Regions from separate parts of the Homo sapiens genome. Here region 2 is linked to region 1. A link is a contact called in ENCODE Hi-C or POLR2A ChIA-PET data. All regions are on one chromosome and are shown on one strand. The core of a region is the stretch at or near the end of the contact, and the rest is flanking DNA. Distances in the headings are between cores, read along the strand shown.

Region 1 (2,700 bases), core at 9-2,508:
CTCCCTAAAGCTGCCTGTGCTTCCCTGTGTGACTCCTGAGCCTACCCCTCAGCCATCTCCACTGCCCATCTCCACTGCCATCTCCACTGCCCAAGTGCCATCTCCCCCGAGAAGCCCACTCTCAGTTCTTCCTCCTCCCTTACCCCAAACAGAATGCAGTCTCTCTCTACCTTTGGTCATATGATTTGTGGGTAGGATATCCATCCACTCCACTGCCTCATCTACTCCCATGCTAGCTCTGCCAGCCTCAAGGGCAGTGGCAAACACCAACCTGGCTCAGGTAGGTGTTCAGGAAACCTTGAAAAGGGAAAGAGAGACAGGGAAGAGAGAAGAGACACAGATAAGAAAGTAAAGATGCCAGATGAACTTATTGAGCACCTAGTGTATGCCAGGCACTGTTCTGGGTGCTGAAGAATTATCAGCTACCTCAGGTAGCAGGGGAAATGGATGTGAGTATGAAATTGTCGTTGTCATAAGTATCATAGAAAGAGAAGACCAGGGCTGTGGGAGGCCATGGGCCATGTTCCTTACACTGGATTTTGTGGGGGTGTTTGAGAAGGCTTCCCGGAGAATGTTGTTTCTAAGCTGGGACCTGAAGAATGAGTCAGGAAGGTGAAGAGGAAAGGTAGATGCAGTGGAAAGAAGGAGAAGAGGAAAGGTAGATGTGGTGGGCAGAAGGAACAGAGAATGGAAGGCTCAGAGGCAGGGAGGCAGGAGGAGTAGATGGATGGATGAGTGGGTGGGGGAACGAAGGTTTGGATGGATTCGGGGAGGACTGATCCAATGGGCAGGTGGGTCATTGCACAACCTGCTTGGCCAACTGCAGGGTCAGAGCAGCAGGCAGAGGGGAGGGTCCTGGGTCATGTCCTTGTCCTCTGTGTGGCCCTTTGATCATCTCCCAGGCAGACACTGATGACCCCTGTCCACCCCCTCAGCCACACAGCCCAGACCCTCTGGCCTCAGCCCCTTCTGATCCTCTCCTGGGGGTCCTGGAGATAGGGTTATTTGTAGATGATAACCTCCCTGCCCCACATCCCCTACCCCCCGACTCAGACACTTGCCTTTCTCTGGCCACTTCCTTCTATTCTTCTGCCCTGTGTGTGGAGGGGGAGGCAGCAGCCCTGGCTCCAGAGAAGCCTGCCCCTCCTTTCTTTCCTCCTTATCTCTCTCCTGGCCATGTTTCCTGCCCAAGGAGACAGAAATAAAAACGCAGGCCCTCCTGCAAGTGTTAGTGATTCTGGGAGCAGGGCTGTCAGGGTCTCCAGGGCAGGGGCCCCCATTCAGCCTGTTCCCATTGCCAGTGTGAGATGCCCAGATGTGGGGCACCCAGGCCTGGGATGCCCAGGCATGGAGTATCCAGGTATGTTGAATGCCCAGGCATGGGGCATCTACATGTGGGGTATCCAGGTGTAGGGGCTCCAGGTGTAGGGCTGGGGTGGAGATGATGGCGTATGGCATGGCTAAGAGCATGAGATTTGTCTGTGCCTGGCTCTGCATCCCTGGATGAGCCACAGTCTCCCTCAGTCTTGGTTTTCCCATCTGTGAAATAGGGCCCGTGGCAATGCACATCTCCCAGGGCTAGTGTGGGAATTAAGGGAGACGCTGGAAGTCACAACATGACTGAGGAGGTTTCACTTCTTTTATTAAGGCCAGACAGTTCCTTGAGGAGCGCTGTAGGGAGAGAAAGAGGGTGCTGGCCAGGCCTGCAGGACCTCTTGCAGGGCAGGGTGGGGGTGGGCTGGAGGGTGCATCTCCAACCTGCTGAGCTCAGGTCTGGCGCTCCCTCCCCTGGGCCTGGGGATTGCTGGGGAACACATGCCTCTGGCATCCTGCCTCTGGCTTCCAGGAAGGACTCGGCTCCAGGCTGCCTCCTCCTCCCTCCACTCCCACCCCTAACAGCCCCAGCATACACACACACACACACACACACACACACACACACACACAGCAGAGATGGAAGGATCTCCCTCCTACCATCCTCTTACAGAGAGTGGGGGAAAGGTCCACGGAGACCCCCAATCTCTACCCCTGGCTTGCACTAGGAGCCTGACATACCCCTTCCTAGCTAGGTGGCTCAGAGAGGACTAATGACCTTCTCGATTACTTTACAGAAGACCAGGAAGACTGGCATCAAAGGAGAGAGACTCAAATAGGGGGTTTCAGGCAGCAGGGGCATTTCTGAGTACTCACTGAGCATTTCTCCCTTGATGTCCTTCTCTCTCAATTTATTCATTCAACAAATGTTTTCAAGCAGGTACTATGTGCCACACACAGTGTGGCTACGGAAGAGACCAAAAATAGGACAGATCCTGGCTCTATTTTAGGAAACAGAAAACTAGCAGGTCAAGTTACCAATGATGGCTGTTGCAACAGGAATAAGTAGAGAGCTTGGATGGGAAATAAGGAGGTGACAGCTACTGTAGACAGGGAGGTCAGGCAGGCTCTCTCAAGAGGGGACATTTAGCAGGAGCCCCAGCCATACTTAAAGCCGAGGGTGACTGTTCCGGGCAGACGAAGTAGCAGTGGAGATGCAGTGTTGGGGAAAGAGTTCAGATTCAAAATGTCTTCACCCAGATCCCAGGTCTGCTTGAATTTGTTTCTCCTCCAGCCGTTACCTGTTTTCCAAGGTCATTCGAGGCTCCTCCTCACCCTGGACCCACAGCCTGTTTGTTGTGAGGCTGCTAATTCTGCCTCTGAAAG
Region 2 (2,700 bases), core at 122-2,621, 73 kb before region 1:
TGCTGGCGGACGCTGGAGAAAGCAGCCCCAGAGGCCCAAGAGGAGTGCAAATGTACACCTCCCACCCCCGCCACTAGAGGGAGCAAACCAAACCTTTGCAGTCACCGGAGGCTCCCAGAAGGAGGCTGGCAATGAAACGTGCCTGGAGAGGACCTATAGGGATTCGGTGACCTCCAAGTACGCTAAGCTGCAGAGCAGTCCAGAAGTGTGGGCAGGAACAGGAGCGATTCAAGTTAGGAAGAGTGTTCCCAACAAATGGGGAGAGGAACATATTAGCCAGATAGTTCTCCCTATTATTAAGTAAAGCAGCATTGACTACACACGTGCAAAAAGATACTCCAGGTACGGGGTTCCCAGATAAAATACAGGATGCCCAGTGAAGTGTGAATTTCAGATAAACAACAAATAATCTTTCAGTGATTCTTCCTAAATAGTACATGGAACAAATATTGCTTGGGGCAGATTTATGCTAAAAATTGAGTCATTGTCTATAGGAAGTCCAGATTTAGCTGGGCATCCTTTAATTTTATTTGCTGTACCTGGCGACCCCTCCCAGGAGGTATGCAGGTGACAGCAGACACTAGACACAGCTGAGTGTCCAACAGTAGGGGCCCTCCAGCCCTGTGATGCCCAGGAAGGAATCTCACAAACTGTAAGGCCAGGAGAGATGGGGAAAAAAAGCAGGAAGCCCAACTGAACGGACTTTCTGGTGTCAACTATTGAACACATGCCTGAGTGTGAACAAAAGCAGGAAACGAAGGAGGCTCTGGTCCTAAGAGAGGAAGTGAATGATTTCTTTTCCCTTCATTTTCCAAGCTCTGAATTGTTTTATTGTCTTAACAAGAACAGCCACACACACACAACCAAAGTGCTCAACTTTTCTTATCTTTTGAGATCAACCTGGTTGTTCTATCAGGTGGTGAGTCCTTCGAACTCAGGGAGTGGGAGTTTTTCATCTCTGAACCCCAGTGGATGCCTAGTGAATGGAGGAAAGAAAAAAAGAAGAAAGGGAGGGAAATAAGGAGGGAAGAAGGGAGGATGAAGGAGGCTCTGTCCATGCAAAAGCCAAGAGCTGGGAGGTCCCCAATTGCAAGGTGACTTCTGAGGACCACAGGGACCTCCAGGCAGAAGGAGCCAACTCTGTCACCCCAGGTCTCCTTGCTACCTCTCCTGAATAGAGAGGTTTTGAGGTCAGGAGCCTGGATGCTATCTGGACAGCAGTCAGCCCAAAGCCTGGCCCCAGGCCTGTGGGCCACCTGCCATCACTTCCTCTGCATTTACTAAGAGAAGCTGCCCAGCATGGGGACACACTGTGAGATGCAGGAATGAGCCTGTCTGAGGAGCTTCCCCCAGGGACAGAAAGCAGATACCACACCCCTGGGCTCTGCCCCCTCCTTCTCCCGTGGGACATGCCTGCCTGCCTCTTGGTTCAAGTTCAGTTTAAACAGATGTTCTGTTCCTAAGAAGCCCTGTCTTTGAAGTCCAGGAGAAAAATCTCAGCTCCAAAGGGACCTTTCCTACTGAAGAGACTCTCTGGGGAGTCTCGGCAGAAATAAAAAACAAAACCCCTGGATCCTTATCTCCTGGTATTTATGAGATTTTTAATTAGAACAGCTGCCTCCATGGGCTACACTGCTGAAAGGGAAAGGGAAGGAGAGAGAGGGGCTGAGGGTGGGAGTCCGACTGAGGAGCACAGGACCGGGAGGGAGGCAGCCTCGCAGGCTCCAAACTGCCTCTGAGATGAAGCTTTTAGTGCCCAGCTCTCCATAACCCCAAGCACGGGTACACAAATGGTGCTCAGAACCCTGGTGGCTTTTACGAACTGCAACCAAATACTTATTGACCCAGGGTTCCCAGGACGCCAGGGGTTCCCAGGCTGGTCTTGTGTCCATCCATTCCACCTGGAGACTACCTGGTCCTATTGCAGGACTCAGCTACAGGGTCTCCCCAACCTTCTGACCACCGTTCCATCCCATCCCCCCACAGCAACCCTCTTGGAAGCATCTTGCTATGGGCATGCCAAGAGCGGGGCAGTGGAAGCCGTCCTTCCAGGGAGCTGGCAACAAAGGGATGAACTGCCTGTAGGGAATTTTGAAACAAACCTAAAACCCACAAAAAGCTGACAGTTCTAAACAATGTCGGTGATAAAATGCTCTGCTTTGAGAAAAAAAAAATCTTTTAGTGATCTAAGTTCTAAACAATTGCTGCAGTCACTGGTGGGTTTGTTTTTTGTTTTTTGGGTTTTTTTTTGAGATGGAGTTTCACTCTTGTTGCCCAGGCTGGAGTGCAATGGCGCAATCTCAGCTCATCACAACCTCCGCCTCCCAGGTTCAAGCAATTCTCCTGTCTCAGGCTCCCTAGTAGCTGGGATTACAGGCATGTGCCACCACGCCCGGCTAATTTTATATTTTTAGTAGAGACGGGGTTTCTCCATGTTGGTCAGGCTGGTCTCGAACTCCCGACTTCAAGTGATCCACCTGCCTTGGCCTCCCAAAGTGCTGGGATTATAGGCATGAGCCACCGCGCCTGGCCAGTGAGTTTTAATAATGTGTATGTAAGCTTCAAATGAGCATATTTTTATTACTTAGGCTTTAAAACACATTGTGTTTGCATAGGTGTGAATTCAGAGAGCACCTACTTATTCAGTCAGAAGCCAACATGTGTGGATCCTGTGATACCTGTTCATTTGGAGAATAAGAA

What was found. Hi-C counts contacts between places; a loop is a spot of excess contacts on that map. ChIA-PET counts read pairs that join two places held with the same protein, here RNA polymerase II (POLR2A). Pooled maps may share reads with other maps.
Region 2: a map of heart left ventricle shows a loop between it and region 1 (7-fold over the local background). The contact joins the enhancer-like site here to the promoter of LINC02704 in region 1. A Hi-C loop is called at or near these places in 1 of 168 maps with a recorded cell type or tissue (heart left ventricle) and 4 of 50 pooled maps. POLR2A ChIA-PET finds 5 or more read pairs at or near these places in 1 of 52 experiments (SK-N-SH).

What each region holds. Positions count from the first base shown.
Region 1 is chr11:44,699,917-44,702,616 of GRCh38, reverse strand. LINC02704 (long intergenic non-protein coding RNA 2704) reads left to right here and starts at 1,258. Exons shown (of 3, transcript XR_931234.3): 1 at 1,258-1,360.
Region 2 is chr11:44,772,967-44,775,666 of GRCh38, reverse strand. All of the region lies in intron 2 of TSPAN18 (tetraspanin 18), which reads right to left. Among named protein-coding and RNA genes, the nearest start is that of TSPAN18-AS1, 38 kb to the right of the region's middle. RefSeq lists an enhancer at 755-1,529. Within about 2 kb of position 1,371, at least 9 of the 41 ENCODE cell types and tissues checked have a DNase peak (open chromatin) inside an H3K27ac peak, as active enhancers do; they include heart left ventricle, where a contact is called at or near this core.